Linked DNA regions of Homo sapiens: regions 1 and 2 are each linked to region 3. Evidence: chromatin loops called from intact Hi-C (ENCODE). Cell type or tissue: endothelial cell of umbilical vein. All regions are shown on one strand. Each heading gives the region's core, and the rest is flanking DNA. Links, peaks and the distances in the headings are about the cores only.

Region 1 (10,571 bases), core at 1,672-9,671, 1.1 Mb before region 3:
GATAGAGCCTGTTGTAGACATCAGATAGGCACCATCTGCATGTAACCCTTCCTATTTCTATTTGTCCTACCTGCAAATCATTTTATTTTTGAAGCACATCTACTCATTGTCTACATAGACTTTAAAGACTCACACTATATTTTATTTCAACTGTTTCCTGCTTTCATGTGATGGAATTACAGCTTTCCACACATTGTTTGCTGCCAAGACCCTAATTGGTTATTGGACATAAATGTCCTGGGAGAAAGTCACCATCCCAACATGAGTTTTAGCCTCTTGCTTTTCCAAATGTTTGCAATATCTTTCCAACAATTTCTTTCCCTCTAATCATGTTCTGCTTCTAAATGAGACATCTGTCAAAGTACATAAAAAGACAAATGTTATAAAAGTGAAATGATATCTAATTTTTGACTTATTTAGGGGGCATCTTGACTTACATGTTTTCATTACACTTGAAATATAATAATTACTGCATGTTCAATAACATCAATTTGAGCAAGTAAACTTGCAAGGACTCAATAAGGGGAACTGACAGTCATGAATACCTACTTTGTGTCTGGGGATTTGCTAACATTATTTCATTACCTTGCAACGGGGTGTGTGGAGTGTTGCTACTCATGTCCACCTATGTAAAGTTCAGAGGCCTCCATGAGTCCAGAATACATAATTACATGAATCAGAGTTAGGATGTGAACACACATCCATAGGACTACAATGTAATTTCCTTTCTTGTTGGAATTTAAAGTGTGATCCAAGGCCAGCAACATCAGCATCATCTGGGAGCTTGTTAGATACACAGAATCTCAAGTGCCACCCCAAAGCAAACTGCTTCAGAATCTTTGTTTTATTAATAATAAGCTCCCTTGATGAATCCTATGCACATTCAAGAGTGAGAAATACTGATTTATACATCATGCCTCCAAAGCAAGCTTCTTTTTCCCTTTTTCCCTGTTTCCTGTCTTCTCTTATATGGCTGCAAAGACAGTCATATGGCATACTTTTTAAATAAATTTATTTCATTTATTTTTTCACAAAACACATCTAATTTTCTTTGAAACAGTCCAGGGACTCACAGTACTATTCCTTGTTTACAAATCCTTTTTCTTTCTTTACCTAAATAGTCTCCTCTCACAGACAATTTCTTTCCTTCTTCATCTTTCTCAATAACTGCAAAAATTTTCTCCAATAAATTGACTCCCATTATCGTAAGGGGGTAGATGTATCTGGTGTTACCCTTTCTGTGTTGTGAATGAGGAACATTTATGGTTAATTCGTAGGTTCTTCACTTATTTTCATCTCATTTTTCATGTATCTTGAATAATTGCTCTCATAAATGCCCCTCAAACATAATTTCTACACACGTAGTAAAAAAAAAAAAGCACAGTAGTCAAGTCGCTATTTTGAATAAGCACCTTAGAGTTTCTCCTTTCATTTTGTTTATAGCTTATAAATACAGTTTCTACTTACACTGTGTATCACACAGTTAAATCTGAATGATACATTGAGATCATTTTACTAAATGTTCCAGAAAATAAATATTCAAATTCATTTAAATTCAATAAAGGAGTCGACTCATTTCATTTTACTATTACAAATTACTTATAATTTTTGGTGATCAGTGACATTATGTAATTAAACACACACATTTTTCTTTTAATTTTGAGATATTTTTATGATAATATAAATGTGTGAGATCTTTCATAGATGATTATATATGTGATTAACTTTTTTAGATAGCCTTAGAATGAAAAAAATCTCTCCAATTAAACTGTTATTTTTTAGAAATACTTCATTAGCTTTTTCTGCAATGACAAAACTTTTACCTATTTATGATTAATAGAATTACCCATGCTTCATGTTTTAAATCAAACCCGGAATTTAGACAACTAAAGTAATCTCAAAATTATGAATTTATTCCTTATACAGCTACTTATTTATTGTTTTTTCACCTGTCCTGGGATAAGATGATAAAACAATATATGGCTCCTGCCATAATATTATGATTAAACCCACATATAAACACTAAAATTACGTGAATTTTTACTAAAATTGCATGAATTACATGTATTGGGGTCAGTGCTACAGTGTTGTCTGTTCACAGTAGAGGTGCTATTTGGCTTGAGCCTTGAGGAATAATGGCAGATCAATGGGTTTAGTACTGAAGGCAAAGAAATGAGGAATGCTGGCATATGCTGTAGCAGTGACTGAGAGGAGGCGATGGTGGGATATGAAGTTGGACAAGAGGGTCAAGGCCAGTTCAAGACAACACATGCACCATGCAAAGAAGGGAACAGCCATGAGAAGCCATTAAAGAGCCCCATCCCATATTATCCAATATATATTTAGTACTCGCCATTTGCCAATGATTGTGCTAGTGACTGTGTATGCAATTCAGTTGTGTATGTAAAGGAGAAAAAAAATGATGAGTCTCAGGGCATATTAAACAAAGTAGAAGATATGGGATTTGAACCAAAGATCCACTGTTTTCAACACTCATTCTTCTTCTTTATAATCATAAAATATATCATTTATACAAAAAATATATATTATATTTATAAAATGTGAAAAAAACAACATTAGTATTCCCATGTACCCCATTTAAAAAATGTGAACATAATAACACCATTGAGACAAGTCCTGTGCTCCTCTGAGATGTAAATTATCTTCCTTAGCATTCCTAAGTTTGTAACTATGTCCCCATAATATATTATATCTTATCATACAGAAACGTATTTAAATAGTTTTAACACATAATGTATATTTTGGTGATTTTTAAGAAATTCAACCTTATGTTTGTGAGATTTGTCCCTGTTAACGTGGCTGTAGAGAATTTACTTTCAGGGTTCATTTGTGTTTCAACCTCATTTCTTGTTTCTAGATTTTTGCTTTACTATCAATGACACTAGAGAATTTTTATGTAAGAAATATTCATCTTTAATTCTGCAAGAGATAATCCTAAGTAGTTTTCCAGGTTTTTTTCAGTGATTTACACCCCCATTCTCACAATCTGCTTTCCATGACCTTGTCAATAAAACTTCATTATTTTTTTTAAATTTAAGATAATCTACTGGGTTGTAAAGGCATTTCAATAATCCAATTTCTACACAGGTTTTTTTTTTTCTTATAACTTGTTGATTTTTATATTTCTGCTCTTGTGAAAGCCAACTCCTGATTTGAAAGTTGCTTTTTCTTATTGATATATATAGGATAGGTATTTTTTACATATTCTGGATACTAATTCCTTTGGCAATTATGTGTCTTGTAAATTACCTCCCAGTTTATGGCTTGCCCTATGATTTTGACAGGCAGAGGTTCTTAATTGTAGTACAGTTAAAGATATCAGCCCATCCTAATTCTTTGTGTGCTTCATGTCTTGTTTAAAAGTAGCCCTACCCTAAGGTTATGGATATGTATTGGTCTATTTCCTTTGAAAAGTTTTAAAGATCTGGTTTTTATACTTAAGTATAAAATCCATTTGGGATTGACAGTTGTGAATGATTTAGCAGTGGATCTCCAATGCTGTTTTTTTCTATGTGAATGTTTTTGAAGAGTTTTAGGCTGAGATGTTGCACTAGGTTCATTTTTGCTTAAAATGGACTGGATTAGTATGTGACTAAAGACAAACAGATCAGTAAAGAAGTGACTGAAGGCCAGGCACTGTGGCTCACGCCTGTAATCCCAGCACTTTGGGAGGCCGAGGCAGGTGGATCACCTGATGTCAGGAGTTTGAGACCAGCCTGGCCAACGTGGTGAAACCCCGTCTCTACTAAAAATACAAAAATTAGCCAGGCGTGCTGGTGGGTGCCTGTAATCCCAGCAACTCGGGAGGCGGAGGCAGGAGAATCACTTGAACCCGGGAGACGGAAGTTGTGGTGAGCCAAGATCGCACCACTGCACTCCAGCCTAAAAAAAAAAAAAAAAAAAAGAAGAAGCGACTGCAATAGTCCAAGCCAGTGATGCTGAGGGTGTGAACTAGGTCGCTGGTAATAGGAAGAATAGGGAGACATACAAGATATTAATACTTAAAAGCCACTAAAAACAGGATTTGTTATCTAATTTTAATGGGTATGTCATACATTTTTCTCTTTAAATTCTTATGAATTTTCAGAATAAAATATACTACTGCCCTACTATGGAGAGGTGTCCTTGTGTGTCCTTTACTTGCAGTGTTCTTCCTTTAGTCATTTGCAGGGCCCCTTCCTTCACTTCCTTCAAATCTCCACTGAAATTCACTTTTTCACTGGGGGCTCCTTTGAGCCTCCTTTGCAAAATAGCCATATCTGTCTCCCAAGCATATATACATACAAACGCCTGGCAATGAATGCCTGCCTAGCTCTTTACCATGATATGTATTGCTTCATATGACTTATAACCATCTTCACATGATTTGTTTTGTAATGTTTATATTTTCACTAGATAACAAACTCTATGAAGGAAGAAGCTTCACCTGTTTGTTCACTGCCATATCACCAGAGCCTACTTCTGTATCCATTAAATATTCGTTGAATAAACAAAAGGGCAGAAAGAACTTGTATGTCAATGATGTGCGTTCCCTTTTTAGAAAGGGAGGCTTGTGGCGACCTTCTAAAGTTTTTGGAATTTTAACCAGCTTTTGTTTCTCCTGCAATGGTGAAATTCTGGGGAGATATCAGTGACCCATTTGGCTTAGAGCTACCTTCCTATTAGATTCTATTGTAACACTTGTGGAACAGGTGAAAAGTAAAGGTGACAGGCAGTAGGAACCATTGGGAATACACCAATTTGGGCTGCACATGCCGAGGTTAGTCCATTCATCATCTTTATTCCACATTGACAGTAAAAGCAATGATCTCTAAATTAATTAGATCCTTAGAGATAAAGCAAAATAAAACTGTGAACATTAATAGGCCCGTATTTCAACACCTGCCTGGACTGAGGCAAGCTCTTCCTGTTCAATTGCTTTCCTTCCCTGCCATGGAGCTGCATTCACCAGCAGTCCTCCAGGGGGCAGGCTTTGAAATTTTCAGAGTTGGATTGCCCAGTCTGTCTTAATCCATACTTCAGGGAAGAAACCATGATAGTTGACTGAATAAACATGTAAAACACCTTGTAGACTGGATCCTACAATCTTTGGTCACACCAGAGCTTGGCAAGCATGTTGTCTTCAAGCCACACTTTAGAGACAGAAACTTAAAGAGATGTCAGCTGGCTTCAGTGTTGGTATGAAGCCTGATAGCTCAGCTGAGTTAAATGACTCCCAACAACCAAATACATGGCTCTTCTAGACCAGGGTTTCTCAAATGTTAATATGTATATAATTATGTGGAGATCTTGTTGAAATGTAGGTTCCAGTTCGCTATGTCTGTGTGGGAATCTAAGATCCTCTATTTCTCCCAGTCTCCTCTCAGTTGATGCTGATATTCCTAGTCCCTGAATCATCCTTTGAGAAGCAAGGCACCTAGATTTCTGGTCAAAATGCTGAAAATTAACAACCCAAATTTAAAGATATGTGGTTTGTTTTGCTTTTTTGTTTTGTTTTTCTTTGAGGCAAATTACTAGAACCAACCAACCAATGAAGGTTCTTCGGCTCAAGAACAAAAAGTCTACTTTGAAATTTACATTTTGACATGAAGCAAAATAAAATGTTAAGCCTAGTTATTTTTCATTTAATCCTAGGTGAGATAAAAAATAATACTGCTTCTATTAAACTGACATAATTATAGTAAAATGTGGGTGAAATAAAAATAAGATCTTTATTGTATATGGAAAATGTAGAATCAACACTGCTAAAAACCACATCAATAAAACAAAAAATGAATTTAAAAAGCACACTCAGGATGCAAAAGCAACCTCTCAGGAGATAAAAATTAGCATAAGAGTTATGAATGAAACAAAACTCAGGACCATAGAAATATTGAGAAACCTGGCTTATCACACTCAAATAAAATTACTCAGTAGAAACTAACATGTAGACATTTTCTGATAAGTTTTGAAACTGCAAAGCAAAAGTTAGATGTTTTATTCTACATAGTACAAAAAATATGTTTATTTCAAAGAAGATAACCAGACAAAATTTGAATTTCTCCTCTGCAATAGTCAAAACCAGAAAGCAAAAAGAAACATCTATAAAAGTGTTAGAAAAATCAAATGTGAACCAAGATTTTACATCTTGACATGTTGTCCTTAAATGTAATAGCAACAGAAAGACATTTTCAGTCATGCAATAACTCAAGAAATTTATCAGCAGGTATCAATCTTTGAAACCTGTGCTCATATCACTCATGGCAGACCACAGCATGTCCTAGATCTGAAATGTATGAGTGTTTTGATGAGTTAATCAAGTTAAAGTAAAAAAAACACAAAGTACATTATTCATCATTATTCATACCCTCTGTTTCTCTTTTTTTTTTTTTTTTTTTTGAGACAGGGTCTTGCTCTGTTGCCCAGGCTGGAGTATAGTGGCAAAATCTTAGCTCACTGCAACCTCTTCCTCCCAGGCTCAAGTGATTCTCCTGCCTCAGCCTCCTGAGTAGCTGGGATTACAGGCATCCACCACCACACCTGGCTAATTTTTGTATTTTTAATAGAAATGAGGTTTCACCATGTTGGCCAAGCTGGTCTCAAACTCCTGACCTCAAGTGATCCACCCGCCTCAGCCTCCCAAAGTGGTGGGATTACAGATGTGAGCCACCGTGCCCAGCCTGTACCTTTTTAAATAAGTCTTAGTATATTGCATTATAACATTGTAGTTGCTTCCATATGAGACTTCCTCGAGAGCATGGTAATCTTGAGAACAAAGATCTTTATTTACACTTTTACACCTTTATTTGTATTATCAACAATATGCTCAGAAAATGCTTATTAATTAAACGGGCTGTCTTTTGTAACACAGTCTCATTTATATTCATTCTCTTAACTCCTAGATCTGATCACGTTTCAGAATTTTGTGGTGGAGACCATAAAAATCATTGACAAATCAAATTTAGAGATTGTATATTGAAGCGATCTTTCCAAACCCAATTTTAATTTTTAAAGTAACTGAGGGCCCAAAGCTGTGTCTGAAGCATGACTTGGAACGTGTGTACACACAGGTCTTGAGAGGACTATGGGAAACAGCAGCTGGCCTGGCGCGTGACTCCTCAGTCCCAGATTCATAGAGCATCAGGGCTGCTACTTAGAAGTTACTCGTACTCTGTGCAGGTGGCACGGTTCACTCCCAGGAATGCTCTTCTTTTCATTGCTAATCATTGTTCACCATTATCTTTGCAGGCTTTATCAGGATCTCCTTTGATGTAATTTGTAGTATAATTGAATTGCAGCAGATGAAAGCATTTCCTCCCAAGCTCTATGACTCATAACCAAGTGGTTTTCAATTATGTCAGCATGTAGCTTTCCAAACAGGTCTTTTCATTGACCACTATTTGTATACACTATTGAGTTAACTTTGGCAAACATACCAATTCATAGACTACTGTGGATTCTAATTAAACTGAGATGGAGAAAGATAAAATGATCATTAATTTACATTAAAGAGTAGAACAGGGTGTTTAGAGATTTGCCTAGGATTAATTTTATAAATAATATTAATCACTATCATTACTAGTAAATGCTAATGCACATTCTAAAACCCAGAGGCCGCATGGGGCTTCTCCCCGAAGACTACCACTGATGAGGAAGCCTGTGGAGCCAGGTTTATGATATGGGAAATTTCTTGATCCTAGTGTTAAATAATTTAGTATTCTCTCATCCTCCCATGATGCCTCTATAGTAGAAAGGCCGACAGCTACTTCTGACCCATGAGAAAACATTTCATCCTGTAAAGCCTAAGAGAGAATTATTTTTTGAGTTTTAGGACCAAGAAGTCAGAATTTTACTCTTTTATTTTCATTTTATAATAACCAACAATTTCACATGTATTTTCTGTATAATTTAAAAAGCACTTTTATAAATATCATCTTACTTCATTCTCAGCACTAAGCCTGTATGAGTCATAGTGAACACTTGCACACTATCATGTTTGGTAGTCTGCTAAGCACTTTATGTGAGAGGCCTCCTTTAATCCTCACAACTCTGTGTTGTGCCACCTGAGACTGTATCCATTTTACAGAGAAGGAAAGTGCAGTACAGAAAGTTTGCATAGACTTCTAGAGATCACAGAGCTACTCAGTACTGGAGCAAAAGTCCAAACCCACCATGCTGATCTGCTTCTAGAAAAATGTTCTCATGATTGTTGCTCTGAGAGTGTGCATTGCGGTCATCGCCGTCCTCCTGGTTTAAAGAAGTATCTTCCAAAACCCATGTTAGTAAGAGGTTGGCTTTGGTCATACCATCCTAGGAAATAATTTTTTAAAATTTGCTATGGCATCCTGATGAAAGTTTGTTGTGCCTTCTCCAGAGTTTCCATAAAATGTCCAGGTACTTTTTGCTTTCATTTTCTGTTCCAGTTAAACTCAGGACCTCCCTTGCATCTCACCTGGAACAACTGCTCTTTACTCTTTGGCCCAAATGTGAGACCTGGCCCCATTTCATTGATTTCCCCACCATTTGTCAAAGAAATAGCAAAGCTTTGGGGAAATGTATGAGGTGTTCACTTAAAAGCTTACAACAAACATCATGAGAGGTTTGACACTTTTGTTTCTTTAAATTTTTTGTGTCTACTACCTAAATTTCCTCAAAAATTTTCTCTTCCTGATCTTTCTCTTGAGCTCTCTGCTTTCCCCCATGTGGCTAGAACCCTTCTTTTTCCTCTCCTGATGTCATGAACTTATAAATTCCCTTTGGTCTGGAAATCTCAATATTCTCATTGTAACATGTGTATATGTCATGGGATCCTCCAGGTGTCACTTCACCTGGAGGTTCACAGAGGTTTCAGCTGGAAACCTCTGTGTCCGGTTGTGCCTTCTGCCTAAGTATTGCTCACACCTGCTGGGCTTATTCCGCCCACTTCACCTGGCAGGCTGCACTCGGCTCATGCTACTGGCCTGGATCCCACACCTGCTAAGGGTGAGCCAGGGGTGCAGCAGTGAGGGGTGTGTGGGCAAGCAAGCACGGAGACCAGCCACTGTGCACTGGCTAGGCATGCTGGCTGCTATGGCAGGGCAGGCAGCTCCAGGCGCTAGCACACGTTTTGGCTCTGTGTGAAGCTGTGGCTGGACCACATGTGGTACATGTGGCATGGCTGAATGGTATAATTGGGCATCTGCATCTGGACGAGAGGAACATGGTGTTGCCCAGAAGCTTGGAGACACCAGGAACCACAGAGCCCCAAAAAGGGTGTCACAGCCCTGGCTTAGGGATCCCCTATGTCTGGGCTCCCTGAACGGCCACAGCTCTTCTCTCCTTCTTGTCACCCACAATGTGGCAAGTGGGAGGTGAGGTGTTTCAGCCATGTTTTTTGTTACAGCTCTTCTAGTCCTGCCATTTGGCGTATCCCGAGTTCTTGTCCCACATCCAGGACGAATGAGGTATGCAGACAACTGGAGGGTGATCAAGGCAAAGAGGAGCTTCATTGAGCAACAGAACAGCTCTCAGGAGACCCGAAGTGGGTAGCTCCTTTCCGCAGGCAGGTCATCCCGATGAGTGTCCAGCTCTCAGCAGAGAGGAGACCCAAAGTGGGTAGCTACTTTTCACAGACAGGTTGTCCTGATGTCTTTCTGTGAGTCCAGCTGAGTCCAGGGTTTTCCTGGGCTTCAGAAGGGAGGAAATGCATGCTGATTGGTCCATGGGCAGCCATGGGTGGGCCCAGAAAAAGCACCATAAGTTCTCACTCCTGGCCGTGGACTCCACCTGGAATTCCACCTGAAGGTGGGTCTTTACCCCTTCCCACAGAGGAGCCTGTCTGCCTCCTACTTCCTTAATCATGTTGTCCATAGTGCCCAGTCTGTTCAAGTGGAGGGGGCCTGCAGGCCCACACTGAGCCACCCTCAGCAGCCCCAACTCAGAAGGAGGTGGGGCTCCCAGCTGTTCCAGGCTCCCACAGGCTCAGCAGAGCACGCAGCCCCAGCCATGCTTCTCCTGCTGCAACTGGCATCCCCGCACCCAGCTCTGGACATTAGATACACGTAATATCTTTGTTGCAGTCCTCATTTTCCCAGACCATGCCTGAGAGTGTTCCACTTTGTATGGAGGAATATGTGGGTATTTTCATAAATGAGGACCCCTCTACTAGAAAGTAACAAAGTATTTTCCTGAACAAAATTGTACTTATCTATGAAGTAGAAGAAATTGTATCAGTTTTGGTTTTAAATTCTAAATGATCTTGCCTTTTCCACGCTGCTGAAAAGATTTCCCCAGTTTCCAGTCTTGCATTGTGCATTTGTCTCTTCCCCTTTAATTCAGCAATTCTACTGATGGCTTTCCAAGTAACAGCCCCTTCTGTATCATTGTGGCCTTTGGAACATTTTGGTTCCTGGACTGCCTTTCTTCCAGGACCTCAATGAATCTCTCAAGCTACAGATTTCAATAGCAAAATTACCATTTAATAGCTGAGAAAACTGAAGCCCACCAATATTAAATAAGTTACCGAAAGCCAAATGGTGCCTGAGCTAGGACTACAAACCTGATATGGTAGATTTTTTCTATATTTTAAGCCT
Region 2 (10,571 bases), core at 1,469-9,468, 940 kb before region 3:
TCCTTAGGTACATGAGCTTCCCTGTGGCTTTAGATCGTTCATAATTGTTGGGTTCATCCAGGAGTGTCACTTTGTGAACTTTTTCTCAAGGTAATAACATGTGTGAGTAGCACGAGGCATTAAAAGAAAGAAGAGAGATGGGAGTGTCCTTTAGATGTCCTCAGTACTGTTGTTAGAACCTGCACACCAGTTTTTTATTCACAGTTTCCCCTTGTGTGGCAATTTATTTGCAGTGTAGCTGGTAATATTTGTGACATAGAATATGTTATGCTATGACGTACCTACTATGGTTAGCATAGTGGTGGAATTTAAGAAGGGATATTTAATTAATAGAATTTATAAACAGGACTATCTGTCTTCAGAGACACTTCAGGGATAACGATAAACTTCAGAGATACTGAGAATTGCAAGGGGATCTCAGTCTAATGACTTTTGAGTGCCTTTTCGGATGTGAACAAACCCAGCAATAGGGTGGATAATATGCCTTAACTGGGTCCCCAAGATACTTGATTGTGTATATTGTCTGGATGTTCAGGAACACATGGTCTTAATTTCTTAGATGTCTCTATTGTGTGTGCCAGTTTAGAGTTCAGTCTGGGTGCATTTATGTTATATAGTTTTTTCCATATTTTCTTTTAGGGTATAGGAACAAAACAGTCAGCAAAACTGCCAAGGTGCTTGCAGATCAAAGTGAAGATAAAAAATGAGTGGAGTGATTGCAACACAAGGTGACACTTGATCCAATGGAGGTTACTTTCACTGGCTTTCCTAGAAGCTCATACTGGGAACCCCATCTATGGGACTCGTGGTGGGTGGTGGGGGATGACAGAAAACTTCCTCTTCATGAAAATCTTAGGTCTAAATGACATGCTTATAGTTTGGTGGATGGATTGAGAGAAGCAGGGAGGCCTTTCCAGGCAGAAGGAACAAAATGTACTGTCATTTGGAAGTGACAGCAGGATGCACTGACAGGAGCCTGGAGCAGAGTATAGGAGGCGATGGCAAAAAGAAAGACTCACAGGTTAAGACAGGCCCAGGGCATGAAGGACAAGCAGCCACTGCACACATCCCCTCCACTAACTGCTTTGTTCTGCTCCCTCTTGCAGTACCAATACTATCCAATTTTTGTCTATACTAGAAATTTGGGAGCCATGCCCGATCCAATTTCCTTCATATCACCCATTTACTCCATCAGCAGGAATAGAAAGCTTACCAACTTTATTTACATATTCATCCATCCTTTATTGATAAAATAAATTTATTTTTGAGATACTTTCCATCTGACTTCAAGGTTAAATAAATGTTAATGAAGGAGGTAATGAAGCAAGACATGCTTGAACTTTGGAGCCAGACACAATTTGGGTTGGAATCTTGCCTCTACCTTTCACCTTCTGAGTATATAACCTTGGGAAGCTGTCTTGGGATCTTCAGACCTCAGAAAAGAGCACAAAGAAGTTAATTATATGTTCCTCAGAGTACCTGCCACAGAATTATTAAATATTCAATAGTGGAAATTCCTATATCCTCACTTCTCCTTCTAGTTTTCATTTCTCTCCTGAAACTTCGTTCATTGCATTTTGAAACCTTCATTGACTCTTCTATTGGATTTTGAGGTCCTTGAGGGCCAAGGTTATTGTTAGGGCTTTTTTGTTTTGCTTTGTTGTTGTTTTTTAATAAAACACTTTCTGTGTTTATGTTTCTAGTTTTGCTCAGTTTTGGTTTGCACGGGAGTCTCCTGCAGTCTGCCGTCTGAGTGCAAGAGGGAGGATGAATGATATCCCTTTCAGCTTCCTCAGGTGTGGGGAAAAGATTAGGAAAAGAGCAAACATTTATGGCAATCTGGAGTTACAGCATGTGTTTGAGTCCCAGGTATTTTCCTCATACATCGTTTAGCCTCTTTGAGCTTTTGTTTCTTCATTTGTGAAATGAAGATAAAATTCTTCTACCTTATCTGGCCTATAGGATCATCCCTGGATATTTGCCTTGAACAGTTTACAGTCTTAGCTCCCACCTGCCCATGGGAAGGACCACAGGGATCTTGTGCAGCATCCCCAAATCTTCTGCAGCAGCACTCCAAGTTCCATCTCCTTCTCTCCATTCCTTCACCTGCTTTCCGACAGGTTTCATTCTGTGGCCAGTACTTTGTTTTCCTCTCTATGGCGGCTGTTTGAAATTTAGGATTCCGTAGGACAGCCTTCTTACTTTGCAATTCTGACCTCACCGCTACACACCATAGTTCACATTACCCTCACCTTCATTAATGTCTCTAACAGCAACAATACAAATTGAGTAAATTCAATTTAGGGTGATTGAGATGTCACCTGTTTTTATTCTTTCCATAAATTCAAGCAAGATATGTTAACAATTGTTCGGATGTCATAATGTTATGCTAGAAGTTATTGGGCTCTTTAATTGAATGTTCTCTTAATTTGGGCATTGGTAAGGTACCAATTTGAGTATGCAGACTTGATAGCTGGGTTTGCCACCACCCTGAGCTAGTAGTGTATGTGGATGGCATAAAGAACATGTTGGATCTTTCCACCTCTGACTGGGGCTCTCTGTGGCCAGCATCCAACTCAGCAGGATCAGATGATTCCGGAAACACTGACTGCTTCTCTCCTGCAAGCTCACAGTGGAGCGTCTGGCACTCCCTGAGATCCCTGCCCTGCATGGCTTTTTACACAAACTGAACAAATCACATTCTCTAAATGAGAGAAGTGCAGCTCTGTTACATTTCAATCTTCTAAAGAGGAGGAAGGTCACTCGTCAGAGACCTTGTGGTCATCAGCAAATAGGGTGATCCAGGATGAAGACACACAGGCAGTAAATGACGGTTTCTTCCTCCTCTCCCTTCTCCTCCTTTCCCCTTGATATCCAGTCTTATCTTCTCCCTTCCTTTCTAACTCTCCTTTTCCAATCTGTTCTTCACTCGCCTTTCTTCTCTTCTCTTCTTTCCCTTCTTCTCTCCCTCTTTATTCTTCTTCCAGAAATCTTTAAATGAGTCATGATTCAAGTGAAAAAAGATTCTTAGCTAACTCACATATGGAAGCAGCAAATTTTCTCAGATTTTGAGCTCCTTGAAAGCTGAGCAGCATAGGAGCCTTCACAACCCTGTAGTCCAGGCAGCAGTAGAGGCATTTCTCTCCAGTTCCTGGGAATCTCATCCGACAGTCAACTTGTGTTGACAGAGTGAGTAGGACTGTGGCTTTTATTTATTTATTTATTTATTTATTTGCATCTGGATCTTGGGAAGTAAGCATGTGGCATAAGCTGGGTTTCTTACATTGCCCTAAGTCATTGTCACAAGTAGAAAGAAGTATGGTTGTACCTCTGCTGCACAACCACTCAGGCAACTGTTCCTAATGTCTTCTCTGAGGCCTTCTTTGTCACTTCCCAAGTCTCAGGTATGGGCAAATTATCCTCTATCCTACCCCATTATATTTGAATTCCAATTTGCTCGTAGTTCATTAACACCTACCACACTATTTCCTATTTATTTTGTGTCCATTCGCCAGCTAGATTGCAGAAGTTGTGTAATTGTGCCTCATTCGTCTTTATAGCCAAAGTATAATCCTAGAACAGTTTCTAATGTCAGATGCATCAGGGAACCCAATAAATGTAGATGGTAACGTTATGCTAATCTTACATTTTAATTCTATTAGTGGTGAAATCTTTATGACTTAGTCCTGTGAGTTGCATTGAAAGATTGATCTAAGCACCTCTTTTGTGTTGGAAAGGAGATATATTTTCAAAATTTTTAAATATTAATACATTTTTAGCATGGCATATGATCGTTTTGAAATACTTATTTCAATATCCCATGTTCTAAAATAGAGTGTATTAACAGAAATTTTGAGATGTGGTAAGGCCAACTGATCATGAAATGATTGCCATTGAAAAGATAATGGTCTTGAGTATGGAATCCCAAAAAAGGAGGTAAATGGGGGTCTGGGCTCTGGATTGGGTTGGTTTTTATTTGAAAAGTGTGTGCTCGGGCAATTTATTTTCTATCTCTAGGAACTGGTTAGTCCTGAGAGGGGAAATTCCTTCAGGGTCAGGAAGAACCAGATATCAAAGAATCAGAAATACAAAATAAAAGATAGACTTAATGCAGCTTATGATGCCAAAAGAGATTCACTTTTCTCTAAACATGAATGGGCATGTAGAAAAAACAGCAATCTCTACAGCTGTCTGGGTACAATTGCTGTCACAAGAACTATTGCCATAATGCGGTTAGGACATAAAGTAAACTTAAATACTCTACATACTTTTTATAATTGGAGGTTGTCTACATAGACACAGTAGAGACTTGAGAAGTCCCCAGAGACCTTAAAATTCTATTCAGTTCAGCTGTAACCGTATCCTCCAATCACCTTGTGGGTCATGTATGGATTGTCTTGCTTCTGCATTTATCTTCCAGAGATTTGCTGCTTTTACTAATTATTGGAGTAGCAGACACCTCTATTGCTTCTGCCTCTCTTGAACTATGATTGTTCTTATCTCTGGGTACTAAGTCCATCATCCTTAGATCCTGTAGAGCACTGGCTGCTGAGGCACACTTATCACCAAACGCCTGTTGGTGTCACTACAGAGTAGGAACCAAATTGCTCTCACTGCTGGATGACAACTTGTTTCTCATCTAGCATCCTAACTTATCTGGTAAGGAAATGGATAACTGCAGTATATAATTATTGTGTATCAGTAATTAACTCCTCCTGCCCTCTGTTTAGGTAAAAGAGATGAGGCTTAAAAGGCGCACAATTTTTAAATGTCAAAAGTATCACTTGACTCAAATCTTTCTGAACTTAGCACTTACAAACTTTTCAGTGGACCACAATGTCCAACATTAAATGCTGGAAATCACCATACCGTGGGTTTGTAAAACAGGCCAATATTTTTTTTATGGATACTTTTAAGGTCCATCCTAGAGGCCTATTTATATAAACACTTCATGCCTTACTCTGGGAACTTATCACTAAGATTTTCTTCAAAGACCTGGTGAATCAGGATTTTCCATTCATATCTGTGAATTAAGGATACCTGGGGGTAATCTCTGTCACTGAATACATCAATATATTTGCCAGTTAGACCTCTTCTTTGCTGGAGAATGCTGACTTGCACTTTTTGTATAGGTAAGGTTTATCAACAAGATTTGTACAAGGTCAAGATTGGGAGAGCTGTTAGTCTGAGAAATGCCAAATATCAGAATGGGGAAGAACGAGATCGTCTCTAGAACTCCTAGTTACTCAGAGGCATTTTATTTCATTTCTTTCATATGATTTCTTCTTTCTTTCTTTGTTGTCTTTTCCACACACCTTACAGATGATCAGTATTCTATTTAAAATGTACTTACCACAAGTACACAAGGCTCTTTATCTCAACAGTGATTATAGTTAGGCAATAGTAGAAATAAAATAAATGTCCATATGACTTTACCATATGACAGAATATTCTGCAGCCACTTAAAAGGATGAGATAGACCTATGAGCACTAACATAAACAACGCCCATGACTTATTACAAGTTTTAGAAAACAGGTAATCTATTATTTATAATAGCAAAAAATGATAACAGTAATTCTATGTTATTATTTTTCTCTTTTTTTTTAAACGGAGTCTCGCTCTGTCACCCAGGCTGGAGTGCAGAGTGCAGTGGCGCGATCTCAGCTAACTGAAACCTCTGCCTCCTGGGTTCAAGCGATTCTCCTGTCTCAACCTCCCATGTAGCTGGGACTACAGGTGCGTGCCACCACGCCTGGATAATTTTTTTTTATTTTTAATAGAAACAATGATAAATGAGCCATAGCTACCTGCAACAACATATTGAATCTTATAACATAATACTGAGCAAAAAAAAAAAATCTAGACATATAAAGAACATATGGTATGATTCTATTTACATAAAGATCAAAAATAGATACAACTAGCTTTTGGTATTAGATGTCAGTTTAATAGTTACATGGGTAGAGAAGGTGGCTAGTAATTAGGAAGCAGTGTATACAGGGGTATGGATCATATTCCATTTCTTGGTCTGAGCATTGAGTACCTATGTGTGTTCATTTTGTAAAATTTTCTCACAGTGTAAATTTATGAATTATGCATTTTTGTTATGTATTAACCTTTAAAGTTTATTGTAAAGGGCAGGAATTTGAATTTTGAAAAAATAAAAGATTGTGATGTTTCACAACATGGACAGTAATGAAAGGATATTCTTAGGTGAAGTAAGAGATGTGGTTCAGCAAGACCATGTGCAAGTCAGATTCCAGGGGAACTAGAAACCATGAGCATGGGTGAAACTGAAGACATTATTAAGTAAAATAAGCCAGGCAAAGCAAGACAAATACCACATGATATATGGAATCTAAAAAAAGCTGTTCTCATGGAAATTGAGAATAGAATGATGGTTATGAGAGGCCATAGGGTTTAGGGGGAAGATGGGGTCGGGGAGATGTTGGTCAAATAATACATATCTGCAGTTGGATAGAAGGAATAAGTTCAAGAGACCTATTGTGCAGCAGGGCAGCTATAGTCAATGATGATATTTTGTATTGTTGAAAAATGCCCATAGAGTGTATATTCAGTCTTTTCCCCACAAAAATGATAACCATGTGAGGTAATGTGTTTGTTAATCAGCTCGATTTAACCATTCCACAATGTATATATACTTCAAAACATTGTACACAATAAACACATATAATTTCATATGTCAATTTAAAAATAAGTAAATATATTTAAAAAAATTAAAAAGACACTATGAGCAAGTAGAGGAAGACAACTGTTAAACATAGGAGTAGGTTACAAAGCAGGCAGTGGAGGGGCAGGGATAACAAAATCTCCAAGAAGAGGGGTGAGCCATGCTATTGGATTTCCATCTGTAGTTTACATATATCCTTAAGATAAATCTTTGAAAAATCAAGTTAAAATGAATTAAGTTGAATATTATCAGCACTGATATTTATAAAAGAGATTATATATTTATTATTGCTGTGACTATCATTATTATGATTCGTGGAGCATCAGTATGACTCTGTACCTGAAACTAATGAGTTTGACTACAACACTCTTTTAATTCTTCATTTTTCTTATGCACTTGAGGAATTGGAAATTGTTTTCAAATAGTTTACATGTTACCTCTCAAATTCAGTTTTTACAATGGGTTCTATGATATATTAAAATAATGGTAATAATATAGTAGAAACCAATTATATTTTATTAACACTGGAAGTGAGCCAGACACTGTGCTCAGTAAATGCATGGTACAAAGCATCTCATTTAATCTTCCAGTGACCCAGTAGGCAGATATTATGATCATCACCACATTTCACATCAAAAACTGAGTCATAGACAGGTTAAATAAAATTGCCGAAAGTCAGGTAAATAGAGCGAGACCCTGGGAACAGATCTGTGCTTTCCGACTATCAGTCTGCACTATTCAACGTGGTAGCCACAAACATGTGATGGTCATTAAAAGAAAAACTGGAGAAAAGTTAAATTTAACAGACTTTAATAGAGCAATTTGTGAAGGGGTAGCCCTCTGCACCAAATTACATTCAGAGTGACTTTGGCACTGCCGGAAGGTGTAAGAGAATTTACGGAAGCAGGGAATTTATGGGAGAAGGGAAAGTGGCCTACAGAAAACAGAAGTGAGGTACAGAAACAGCTGGTTATAGTAACTCGGCATTCATTTGAACACAGTTTGAACAGTTGACTGACTGTGATTAGCTGAAACTCAGTGATTGGTACAGGAGTAGGTTACAGTCTATTTGGGCATATTGTTAGGTTAAAATTCACTATGTACAGAGAAACCATTAGACCAAACTTAGAATCTGTAAGGAGGCAGTTTTAGGGTAAAATCAGCACAGTTGAACACTTGAAACATGGCTAGCCTGAAATGAGCTGTAAGTCTCATATACGGTAAGTCTCATATAAAAAGCCCCACTGGATTTCAAAGACTTAGCGCCAAAACAATATAAAATATTTCATTAATATTTTATAGCTATTCTGTATTGAAGTGATACTATTTTATATATGTTGGGTCAAATAAAATGTATAATTAAAGCGAATTTCTCCCTTGATTGACTGATTGATTGATTGGATTGCTTCTACGGTGCCTACTAGAAAGCTTTGGAAGCTGAAATTATACATGTGGCTTGCATTATATTTCTGTTGGATCATGCTGGTCCAGACTGGATGCTCTACTTCTAGACCTGAGGTTTTCAACTTCAGCGCTTTAGGTAGATTTGAACGTACACAGATCTAGCTTCCTAGTGCTGGAAATTCAGATCTGCTCTGGGCTGGGGTTCAGTTGTTGGTGTATTTGAGAAGCTCCCGAGGTGTTTCTAATGTATAGCCAGAGGAGAGAACCCCTGCCTGGAGTCCATATGCCTGCTCTATGCAGTCTGATATCCACCTGACTCGAGACAGCTCCTGATGGGATAGTTACAACTTAAGCCTGGGAAGTCAAATAGCCACAGGGCTCTCAGCCTGCGCACCTATGCAAAGAGCTGACTTTGCTGATTATGTTTGTAGATCTTCCAGGATCACTGCCAATACCTGTGGTAAAGGAGTTAGATTCCTTTAGCTTACACCTCATCTGTCTGAGAGAAGTGAAGCCCCATTACACCAATATGGAGAAGGTTGTGTGTTACCTTGGTCCTGAATGTTCTGTGAAGCAAAGTTAAACGGTCTTTAGTGGGTTAGAATCCCTACTCCATCTAAATAGGTCACAGCTAGAAGATTCCCTTAAACCGCTGGGTCAGATTCTCCCTGTTGTCAAGAAAATGAAATGTTATTGTTCCAAGTCACATGTCTTGCTCCTAGAATGTGACTTTGCCAATGAACAGTGAATCCTAAGTGATAAAACCTAGAATTGAGGGTAAGGAGTGGGGGACAGCTATTATAGGTTCAGGAAAAATGGAGTTAACAGATCTTTTAAAAGTGAACTCGGACACCACAGACTGGGATTATCTTAGCATTGAAAACTCACTGGTAGATATAACTTGATGCAGGTTGCTTTTTACTTATAATTTATTTGTGGAAGAAATAGCACTTGGAAAGCCAGTGCATATTAGACATATTAATGAGAAGACCCAGGGCTTTTCATTTTCTTTTCAAAATATGTCTTATAACATTCACTTATCTATAGTCAGCCAGAGATGCACTGTTTGTGAAAGGAGGGGAGGAGATAAGCGGTTATTACAGGAAAGGTTTATATTTGGTGGGGGTGCAGGGGAAGAAAGGAAAATGACAGGCTGAGAATACAGATGTTTATGAATTTAAACTGTTATTTACCCTTAAATATCAACTTTAACTGATAATGCACATCTAAAAGCATTTTGCGTAGAAATAAGATAAACTATAGAGTATCAACATTATTATAAAGTAATTATTTCAGTTTTTCCTTTGTTGTTGTTGTTGTTTGTTGTTGTTGTTATTGGTTTTTTGTTGTTGTTGTTGTTGTTTGAGACGGAGCCTCCCTCTGTCACCCAGGCTGGAGTGCAGTGGTGCAATCTGCTCACTGCAAGCTCCGCCTCCCGGGTTCACGCCTTTCTCCTGCCTCAGCCTTCCGAGTAGCTGGGACTACAGGCGCCCACCACCACGCCCTGCTAATTTTTCGTATTTTTAGTAGAGATGGGGTTTCATCGTGTTAGCCAGGATGGTCTCCATCTCCTGACCTCGTGATCCACCCGCCTCGGCCTCCCGAAGTGCTGAGATTACGGGTGTGAGCCACGGCGCCCCACCTTTCAATGTTTTTTTAAGTGTAGTATTATGCAGTTGACTGCAAAGAGCAAGAAAATGAATCCCTAGGGTAAATGTAACTTTCTACCTCCTCCCCCACCTCAAGAAATTGCTGCCTCTTTTTATTGCCCCACCAAGCAGAAGACCACTGGTAAATGTCCTTAGACATCCAGCTCAGAAGCTATTGAGTTCACCAGAGGCTTTTGTAGTGAGGCCCTAGTGCACAGCCAGCATTAGCCACATACAACTATCCAGAAATAAAGATCATATCCTTGTCCTTGAGGGGCTTTTGAGAAATGGGTATGTGCATTTTTGGTACAAGACCATGCAGTTATGGAAAAGGTGCAAAAGGAATGCAGAAGGGAAGCTTGGGAAGAATTTTCAGGCTTAATAGTATTTATTCTGAGCTTTTAGGGATCGGTGGGCAGATTAACTTGCTAGGGCTGCTGTAACAAAGCACCACAAACTGGTGGCTCACACAATTCTTTTGTTTTCCAGTTCTTATCGAGGTATTAGCAGACTTGGTTTCTTCTGAGGGCTGTGAAGGGGTAACTCTTTCTTGCCTCTTTCTTAGCTTCTGGTAATTGGCTGTCACTCTTTGATGTTCCTAAGCTTGTAGAATCATTGCCCTAATCTCTGACTTCATCTTTAGATGATGTTCTCCCTATGTGTGTATGTGTCTATCTCTGTGTCCAAATTTCTCCTTTTACTAAGGACACAGTAATATTGGATTAGGATCCATTTTCATGACCTCATCTTAACTTGATCCTCTTCAAAGACCCTTTCTTAGTCCATCTGGGCTGCATAACAAAGTACCCTACACTGCATAGCTTAT
Region 3 (10,571 bases), core at 1,076-9,075:
CCATGAGGAGAGGTGAGGATATAGAAGTACACAGAGGTTGGGACCAAGCCAGACTTTCGGTGGCTCCCCACAGCTGAAGGATAAATTACAAGCTTTATAACCTGACACACAAGGCTCCAGAAGATCAGGTCCTGCCTGTCATTCCCAAGCACCCCTACAGAAATGCATTTTGGCTCATTGAACTAGACCCATCCCTAAGTAGCTTCTGCCCCAGTCAGTGACTCCCTCCTCCATGTGCCCAGCTATGAGACACACACCACTCTGCTCTGTAATGACTCAACTACATCTGTGTTTCTGCTACTTGGCAGGGACCATCTCCCCACATCCACTGTGCTTATCACAGTGCCAGCTCATAGAAGGTAGAAAATACAGCACAAAACAAATCAGTGTGACCTCAGAGTGGGGCTACTGAATTTATTGACATAAGGAATAAAAGAGACCTTGGGCGGTGGCGGGCGCCTGTAGTCCCAGCTACTCGGGAGGCTGAGGCAGGAGAATGGCGTGAACCCGGGAAGCGGAGCTTGCAGTGAGCCGAGATTGCGCCACTGCAGTCCGCAGTCCGGCCTGGGCGACAGAGCGAGACTCCGTCTCAAAAAAAAAAAAAAAAAAAAAAAAAAAAAAAAAAAAAAAAAAAAAAAAAAAGAGACCTTGGGGACGAGCTTGAACTTTACCCTGACTGCTTCTTTGATCTCAGCCTATAAATCTTTCATAGAAATTCTCGTCTTCCCCCTCCTCATGGTAGGAGGGTGACAGGTGCAACCGGCTGTCATCGAGGAATGTTTATGAATGATGACAAGAACCCAGGACTTGAGGAGTGTTACTTTTGGGTGTTATTTTTTAACTCCAGAAGACAGCACCTATGAAAAATATTTTCTGATTTCACTGCCTCTATGCATAAATAAATAAATACGAGGCAACTTGATTTAGTGGAAGAACCGCAGACTTGGTTGAACAGATTTGATTTCAGATTCTAGCTCTACCACTTAATGGGGAAGTAGGGTGATAGGCTATAAAATTGAGACATTATCCACTAGCCCACAGAGTTCTGAGAATCATTGAAAAATCAATGTAATATGCCTAATTCTGAGCTGGGTTCCTATTATACATTCAGCAAATGTCTATCCCTTCCTCCTGCATCAGGGAGCACACCACACCCTCCTTTGTCAGATTCTACTCCAGAGTCTCAGAAGATCATTTTTCTCAAAAACTTCCAAATAAATTCTACATAATGCCACACATATCTGTGAGAAAATTCCTTGTATTTAGTGTTCCCTATTCCGCTAAATGATATGGAGCATCACCAAGGAGGTGAATTCTGGAATCCACTGGGTACAGCACAGGACAAAAGACTTCAGTGTTCCTTTCAAATCCAAAGATGCCACGAGATTCTTTGGTGCCTATGGATGGCTTTAGCCTCTACAACTGTGAGGATAAAACATGACTGGATTTGCTTCTGTAAGGACCTAAGTTGTCCATGCCCTGGATGCTCCCAGGACAGCATCCTCAGGAGCAAACCTTCTTCCTCATTAAAACTTCAAGGGGAAATTGGGAAGTTCAGAGAGAAACTCAAACTAGGCATGCAGAGGGTGCGAATGCAGAAGAAAAGGACTCTGTAAGTGCATGGGCTGGAGATGGAGCAGATCCTCCAGGGATAATTTTGGCCTGCAATTCTGCACTGTGTCTAAAGGAGTGATAACCAGCCTTTACCACCAGCAGATCTGGCTCTCAGAAAAGCTCAACCTGGAGACTGAAGTAATGCTGCAAAGGGTTCCCAGCCAAGTGCAATGATCAGGATCAGGGCTAGCAGAGCCACACAGCCATGTGCCTTTCACAGCCTTCGTTCTGAAACACTTAACTCGGGCTGACCTCTTCTTTCCTCCTGGCTGTACAGCCTGTGGTCACTCTGCTGTTTCCTTTTTTCACTGTATTCCTATCAGTTCCCCAGACTGGACTGTGACTTCTTTTGTGAGCACAGGGCTGCTTCTCTCCTGGGAAGAGGGTCTTTGGGTAACTTGGAACAGCATACCTCTCAATTTTAATTGATAAGAACCTACCTGTGTCAAGGCCATTGTCACCGTCCCCACTCCCACTCTCCCCATGGGGCTCGCTTATTACCAGGTGGCCTCAGCATTCTGGGGGATCACTGCACTAGGAATGGCACCACAGGTGAAGCCAAGGGTATATGTAGGGGTCCAGCCCTGTGAGCTGTAGAGGAAGGCTAAGGTTTGGACAGGGCTCTGACTTAGCAGGGAAGAGGATGCTAAACAGAAGCTGAAAATTGAACAATCTGGAGACAAGGGCAGTTGGGTTCTAAGGGTGTCCTGATCTTCCCCAAGACACTCAACCTACTAAGTCTATAGTATTAAATAACTTCATTAATCCCCCTTCCAGTAATAAGAGGGGGAGGTCTCCTTGTCCTCGCAAGGATCAATCGAGATTGGAATGAGACTGAAGGCAGAGGGGGACCTTAACAACTAGGGACTGCACCCCAGAGTCATTTTATGCCTCTAATATCCAGCAACACTGGACCTCCATCCCACCTCATGGCCTTTGAGCAGACTCCTTTTGCTGGCAGGAATGCTCTTCTGCTGCCTTTCTCTCTACACGAGGGATTCCTGGTCATGCTTCAGCATTCAGCTCTTTCCTGAACCCTAGACTAAACCAGGTTGTCCTGCTATTCATTCCTAAGAGTGCCCTGCCTTTTTCTTGATAGTCCCTAATACCGTCGATAATTATTTTTCATATCTTTTAATTAATGTCTGTCATCTCTAGGTTATAAGATCCATGAGGCAGAGGTAGCATGGGTTTTGCCCACTGTTTTATCCTTGATACTAGAAGCATAATAGGTGTACAATAACTATTTCCTGAGTTAAGCGTTAATGAATTAATGTTGACTGCTTCTCTGGCAGCAATGTGCTCAGCATCCTGGTTGTGTCCCCTCATACAAGCCACATAGGATCTAATGTCATTGGTAATCTCATTGTTTGTATTTTCCAGGTGAGGGAATTGAGGCTTAGAGAGGCTGTCTCGCCTTCCTCAGGTCTCAGACCTAGGAAGTGGTGGTGCCATGATTTGAACACAAGCCTGCCTGATGCTCATGTTTGAACTCTACACTGTTTTTGCAGGGGGAGTAGGAACAGGCATTAAGTTTGAAGTTCATGGGCTGGCTAAGGGTCTTCTCTTCCCTCACTAACCGCACAGCATTGGCATGCCAGTGACTCCTGGGCCTCAGTTTCCCCACTTGTTATGTGGAGGCAGATGAACTAGGTGATCTCTGAACATTTGGGGCCTACCAGATTCCTCATGGAGGAGCTGCAGAGTGCTTCCTGGGCCAAGAGTGTTGCTGTATGACTTTCTTATCTCCTCCCCTGATAATAGGTGTTCAAGACACTGATATAGAAATGGCAGAAAATGGGATATTCCATCTTGAAGTGAGAGGGGTCTCTTTTCAGATTATCCTGGTCACAGAAAGTTCTTGCACAGCTCTTCACTTCAGGCCTAGGCCTATGGCCTGTGATCTGCCTTCTTGCCACCCTCTGCCTTTACCATGTGCCAGGCTGGTGGCTCACACCTTAATGGTTGGAGCTCTATCCCTCCATCCCCCTCCATCCTCTAGAGACACACTGTCACCTTTTCAAATGCCTAGTATGTCCACGTAAGTGATCTACCATTATTTCAATCTCACCATTTCAAATTATACCACGTTTCAAACTGTACTCATTATCTTCCCTAATATATACATCTAAACTGTTTTTCAAAGTCCTTGTATCTTTTAGGGGCCTAACAATGCCCTCAGGCATGAAAGCTAGAAAACTTGTCTAGAGGAAGTCATCACTGACTCCTCTCTTTGCTTCACCCCCTCTTCCCGCCAGTCCCAAGCCCTCCAATTGCCCTTTGCAATGTTTCAGGGAGAGACCCCCATCTGGTTGTAGCCATTCCCACCCTCCTAGGCAGGTCCAAGTCAGATTATACCTAACTGTCTGTGGGAGCCTTCCTGCCAGTCTTCCTGCTTTGACCTCTCTCATTTCAACCCACATTGCCACCCTTTGCCCCTAGTACCGTTTGGAGTCAAAGGTCAGTCAATCGTAGGAGTCAGAGGTGGTGAGAACTGGGTCAACCAGCAATGTCAGGTTTCGGTTGGGCCATGGGTTGGTGAAAGCTTTCTTGGACATTGCTAGGAACACAGCAGGAGCCAGTTCCTAGAACGTGGATTTCCACAGTGGTTCCATGCTGCCGGGAAACGTAACTGCTGGATCTGTTTTATTTTTCAATCTGCCACGGGAATCTTCAGTTTACTTGCTCCTGATGTCAGCATCACTTCACTCTGCAAACCTCACCCAGTGGCCTAGCTGGGCTGCTCTAGGCACCGTCCCACCCACACCAGGCTTATTCCTGCCTCTTTCATACAATTCATCTCCACCTGGGAAAACTTCCCCCTTCATTTTTCACCCACAAAATCCACACATATTTCAAAGCCAAAGCCTTGCCCCACCTTGCTTCCAATCTCTTTCACCATTTCCAGGTCTCCCCAACCCCCAGCACATAGGTGATTCTTGTAGCTCATTTAGCCTCCACTTAGGTCTCCTCAATGGTTTTTAACTACCTTCTAACCCATTTACTCATCACTTCAAGAAGCTAAAGACATGGCAAGCTCCTTAAGCACGGGAACTCTGCCTGGCCCTCCCCCAGCCCAGCACAGCCTGGAGCCATGACATAAGCTCACCAAGGGTTGTTGCTGGGTTGGTAGTGATAAAGGGTCAGGTGAGTTACTCTGTCAGAAGCTAAGTGCACAGACCCACAACCTTCATATCCTAGGAACAAACAACATGGTAAGGATTCTGTTAGCTCAGAAGCCACGATCTCCACTTCTATCTGCATGGTTACAGCTCTAGCTGCTCACCCCAGAAACATCCTGTGGTAGCCTTGATCAGTAAATGCCCTAATTGCAACACCCACAATTTGGAGTAGCTGCTTGTGACTTCAACTAGAAAACCTAGGATGTGCAGGAATAGAAAACCCCAAGGGACACATCTATATATGTACATCGTTGAAAACCCTACATGGAGAGCTATTTAAGATTCAAGTTGATCTTGCAACTGCCTGCAGCTTCTCCAGATTCTAAAGCCCCATAAAGGACTTTCTCTTGTAAAGAAAGGGAGTACTCAAACACATCTATACTTATCCCTTTCTAAAGGATCCAGGAAAGACCCCTGAAAAACGTAGCGTGGGTTTCCAGGGGCATAAAAAGACTATAGACTATTAACGATGTCAGTGACAATATGGAGTGAGGATGTTTGTATCCAACGTCTATGTCCATTTGAACTTCCCCTAACCTCCCACACCCTCACTCAGATTAGGTGTGTCCTCTTCCTCCATCTAAAAGCATTCCTTTACAGTCATCCATTCTGCCATTGACATCAAAATTTCCTTTTTCTTGAAAAAAAAAATCCTTCCTCTTTATTCATTGTCCTTTACTATAACTCAAACTCCCATGCTTGTTGTTTTCAAGCCCACTGCAGCCTCTGTAAACATCCTATGGACAATGTGCCCAAATGTCACAGCTTGCATTGCCGCTTTCTGCAGCCACAGGGCGATCCTGAGGTCCTGCAATGTTCGGCTGGCGACGCCTGTATCACAGCGACATCTGCTGGAAGAAGCTTCACACTGCAGCTAATGATACCACCGTGCCTCTGCCCGGGGATCCACACAACAGGTGCCCAGGGGCGCAAGGCAGCCCGACTGCTTCGAGGCTAGTTTACACCTATATGACCCACTTCCTGCCAGCTCTGAACAAAAGAAAAAGTAATTAATATTCACCAGGCATTCCCTGTGTGTGCCAGATAGATGCTAGGTGCTTTCCATACGCAAAATAAGATGCTGTCATCACCCCAGGAACAGCTGGTAGGATTCTTGTTCAAACGAAGCAGGCACGCAGGTTTTTTTGGTTTTGTTTTTGTTTGATTTTGTTGTTGTTTAAACTTTTGTTTTAATTTGTGTGGATACATAGTAGGTGTACAGATTTATGGGGTACATGAGATGTTTTGATACAGGCATACGGTGCATAATAACCACATCATGGGAAATGGGATATCCATCCCCTCAAGCATTTATCCTCTGGGCTAAAAAACAATCCAATTATACTCTTTTAGTTATTTTAAAATGTACAATTAAGTTTTTATTGACTATAGTCACCCTGTTATGCTATCAAATACTAGGCCTTATTCATTCTGGTTTTTTGTACCATTAACCATCCCTACCTCTCCCTTACCTCCCACTACCCTTTCCAGCCTCTGGCAACCAACCTTCTACTCTCTACATCCATGGGTTCAATTGTTTTACTTTTTAGATTCCACAAATAAGTGAGAACATGTGATGTTTGTCTTTTTGAGGCACACATAATTTGAATGCTGCTGTCTGACTCTAGCAGCAGATCTGAAGTTTCAAGGCCTAAGATGAGGTCCTGTTTATTATTCTGCTGGAGTTTTAGAAATGATGCCATTAGTCTCTGACATCATCCATCGTTTGACATTTTTATCCAAACACATGTAAGCATTATCATAGGGGGTAGTAAGCAAAGAAGCAAAGAGATGAGGCTTTTATCAAGCATTTACTAAGAGCCAGGACCATTTCATACACCATCACATTTAATTCTCAATCAAAAAGTTGACACCCTCATTTAATAAATGAAGGCTTGGGAATGCTAATTAATTTGACCAAGTTTGCAGAGCTGGTAATTGGCCTGAAATTTAAACTTAGTGCTCTTTTTTCCAAGTCCTTTGGGATTTGCTCTTCCTGCAGCCTAAAGCTGTGCTCACATTTCTATGAAGCTGGCCCTCAGTATGTAAGAAAAGTAATTTTTCATCAGCAAAGGCAGCTTAATAGTAAAGACAGGGCCCCAACATCAGCAAAAGTCAGAAAGAGAAATGGGACCGAAATTCCATTCGGAGCAGAATTATGGATCAGCTGAGCACATTTTTTAACTAAAATGCATCACTACCTTTTTGTACTTCCTTGTGAAACATCTTAATAAGTGGGGGGTGGAGTATATAGTCGAGACCATGCTGTGACCATCTAGTTTGCAAGAAATAACAAATGAGCTGAAACCACCAGGAGATGGATTGGTGCTGAGGGAGAGCAGCCTCTGATTCCAAAGTCAGGACTTAAGTGGCTTTAGCACCTGAAATAGGTGGACTCCCCATTGGGATCTCTGATGATGACGGGGGGAGAGCAGCTTCGTTGCGGGAGAGAGCAGCTTCGTTGGGTAGGAGAGCAGCCACGCAGGGTGGAAAGCACAATCACAGCAAAGTCAGAACACAGACAGCATGAGAAATTCAAGGTCGCAAATGGAGCTGTACAAAGGACATGCCTGGGATACCTGAAAAGAGGAGGCTCTGAGAAATCCAGTGACAATGGTAAGGACAGTAAAATTCCCCTTCACAAAAAAAAAGGACCCAGAAAGCCAAGCTGGGGATCTATGTGTATGTGAGTGAGTGTGAGCTTGCATGTGTGTGCTCATGTTTAGTGTGAAAAGCCACCATTTACATATGTTCAGAAAATCTTTCTGAGCCCATACATTGGCCACTGTTCTCTGCATCTGCCCAGCAGACTCCTCACACTGATCCTCTCTGGCTCCTGATAGTCAAATCCCCAGAGCAGATGTGGACCACGTATAGAGACCCAGGGAACACCCATGGCAGGAATCATCCCAGCACCATAGTGATGGTGCTCACTGCCCATCTTTCTTCATGTTTCCCACCCCAAATATGCTAGGAATCACCGCATTTGGCTCCAGAAAACTGGCCCACCCAGTGCCATCTAGACTGCATGGTTCACCATCCTCTCCAGTGCTGTGACCCCCTACCTGTCTGAGGATCAGATGCTAATCTTTCTTAGAGCTTCACAGCTTAGATAAAGTCCTGGGAGTTTCCCTAAGGCAGGGGGCATTTTGTTCCTACCTATCTCCCTGGTGCCTAACATTTTAGTAGGAGGGATAATGCCTTTAGTGGAGATCCATTATTTATACTTCAGTGGGAATTTCAGAGCTTTCCTTTTACTTTATGAACAAAGAGTGGTAAACTGCCCAGCTAGGAGAACTGAGCTCAAAAAACCATAGCCTTATTCCAGACTCTGCCTCACCCACATTATGAATGATCTTGGCCTCTCTGAGCCTCAGTTGTTTCACATATAAAAAGCTTCCCTGAGATTGGGGAAAGGGGAAAGTGGAAAGTGGAGCAACATCATGGAAGTAAATATATTGATGTCAATTGGATATTATCCTATAAATGTTTCTAAAATTTTTAAAAGTCAGTATGCAACCGTAAGTAAGTAAGCATTGAAATGGAAATTCGATATTTCCAGAGACCATGTTGCATCTAACAGCTGAGTCTGACTCCAGGCCCATCACTAGTTCCAAGCTTATCATCATCATCATCATCATCATCATCATCATCATCATCATCACCATCATCTTTTTTGAGCCTATGAGGTGTCAGGACTAAGACTTATAGAGTATCTCATTGAATCGTAAAAAATAACATTCTGAGGTGAATATTAATATTATTTATTCTTGCTAGGTGAGGAAATCAAGGCTCAGAGAGCGGAAGTCCCTGGCCAAAGGTCTCATGGCCAGTATGTAGCCCAATCAGAATACGAACTCTCAAATGCCTGAGAGAAAGCACATGCTTGTACATGTAATCCCTTCCAGCAAATGACCCATGGGACTGAGTCCTCTGCAGGAATGCTGATTCTATGCAGGATAACTTCCCTAACATCTCAGCTTTGGTGTTTGACAACCAAAGGCTAGGAATTATTTTATAATTCTTATGAGAGCCCTAACCTCAAAGTCACTGAACTGGAGAAAACAAATTGAATTTCCTTTTAAGTGCTAGCACTCCAGGTGTCCCTAGTGCCAGGCTGGCTGAGAAGGATGCAGGTGACATCCATGGGAAGAATGTCAATGTTGAATTAGCTGATTAGATTCTTACCTCATAACCTGAGGGCAGGCACACTTAGCTCTTCTTCCGTGTGGAAGATAGCAACTAAGAAGTCTGCAGCTACTTAAATTCACTGTTCGTTGATCTGCTGTGGTTTGCAAATGACCCCTCTGGTAACATAAGTTAAGCATCCTTAAAGGAGCTATAAAATCTAATATCCCCTGACCTATCACTAACACTAACAAGTGCCCAAACCTTTCTTTTCTCAGAGAGGGCCTGGGGCTCCCAGCTCACGGGCAAGCCTTGAGCTCACCAAACATTGTTCCTGATGGGCCCTATCCACACTGTTGTCAGGATGGCTTTTACAAATGGAATCCCAATTGCCCAGAGAGCAAGTGAATGGTCCAAAATTGCACCCTCCCTATAGAAACTCTAGCCAAGGCCAGGAGAAAGAAGAAAGTGGTAAAGGTATTCTTCTGAGTATTTTCAGAGCTCACTGATTTATCCAAAAATAATTAATAAGTACAAACTCCCTGCCAGGTGCTGGATCTCAGGGAAAGCAAAGAAGGAGATGCTTGCCCTGCTCCCAAAAGGTGCCCCAAGTCTGTGGATTCTCTTTAGTTGAATAGACAAATGTATCGAAAGAGCATGGAGATATAGTGTGATGAGTGTGTTCATCAGGAGGCGTTCAAGACAGTAACCTATATGGGCCTATAAGGGCGTCAGTAACCTATATGCTGGTGACCAGGTGGACTTCATAAGGGAAGGGTCCCAAGAGCTGGGTCTTAAATAAAGTACAATTTCCAGCAGAGATCCCCTGGAGGTCTTGCTTGAAGTTGTCGCTCTGTCCTTCCCTTGAGTTTGGAGTGATTGATCACAGGCAGAGAAAACTGGGAAGCAACTTAATATGTCTCTAGGTGGCTGTTGAAAGGGGAGAAATTGGTAAAAGGATGCCTGGTGTAAGAACCAAGAAAGAAATGACTGTCAGAGACTGAATGGCCAACAGCATCCCCAAAGACCACAGAGCCGAGATTATGATGGAGGATGCTATTTTTCTGACCTGGGGGAGAGATCCTTTGCCCTGCTAGTTAGGGAAGTGGGGGTGATCCTATGGGGTTTTTTACAGGCTATTTCAATATATGTAAATCACAGCAGCTTCATGGAGAGCTGCTCAGAGAGCAAGCAAAGAAAGGAAGAATTGGGGGAAGGGGTGTTGCCGCCTCTACTGTGATCCGAACAGCGGCTGCAGCTGGGCTTATTATTTCTTGCAGTGTGGCTCTTGCCACCAGCGACAAGATGAATTTTTCAACAAGAGCCTTGCTGATGCTTTTCTCTGTTCAAGCCCAGACAAGAAAAATAATCATCTGTTAGAACAAAACACAGAAAATAAAAACTATCTTCACTTACAGATCTTTTTCGTTAACATACAAATGCTTTAGAGGGGAAATAAACTTTTGATAAAATTAGATGAGGCAACTCAAGAAGAGAGCAATCAAAGGAAAATGGAAGGAGCCAATCATTCAGCAGGGGTCAGAGATTCAGAGCCAATGATGATAGAATTGCTGGAAAGTCAAAGAAGGAAGGTGGAGACTGCCAGCCTGAGTCACTGGATTATATATTGTGGGGCTCTATGAGGGC

What was found. A loop is a pair of places that touch in the nucleus more often than their neighbours do. Peaks named below come from ENCODE experiments on the same cell type or tissue, not always from the same donor. Only the 100,000 strongest peaks of a DNase experiment are listed, where the experiment ranks them.
Region 1: a loop joins it to region 3, with 12 times the contacts of the local background. A loop is called at or near these places in 12 of 110 quality-filtered maps.
Region 2: a loop joins it to region 3, with 15 times the contacts of the local background. A loop is called at or near these places in 2 of 110 quality-filtered maps.

Annotation. Positions count from the first base shown.
Region 1 is chr10:82,806,833-82,817,403 of GRCh38, forward strand. All of the region lies in intron 3 of NRG3 (neuregulin 3), which reads left to right. Among named protein-coding and RNA genes, the nearest start is that of NRG3-AS1, 580 kb to the left of the region's middle. RefSeq lists a silencer at 3,580-3,768. In endothelial cell of umbilical vein, for the core only: a CTCF peak has its summit at 4,985 (motif pointing right); no DNase peak of the experiment used is centred there.
Region 2 is chr10:82,930,030-82,940,600 of GRCh38, forward strand. The region is part of intron 4 of NRG3 (neuregulin 3); the gene reads left to right. Among named protein-coding and RNA genes, the nearest start is that of NRG3-AS1, 700 kb to the left of the region's middle. In endothelial cell of umbilical vein, for the core only: a CTCF peak has its summit at 4,636; no DNase peak of the experiment used is centred there.
Region 3 is chr10:83,866,031-83,876,601 of GRCh38, forward strand. No RefSeq gene overlaps it. Among named protein-coding and RNA genes, the nearest start is that of LINC02650, 190 kb to the left of the region's middle. In endothelial cell of umbilical vein, for the core only: a CTCF peak has its summit at 5,650 (motif pointing left); a DNase peak (open chromatin) is centred at 5,621.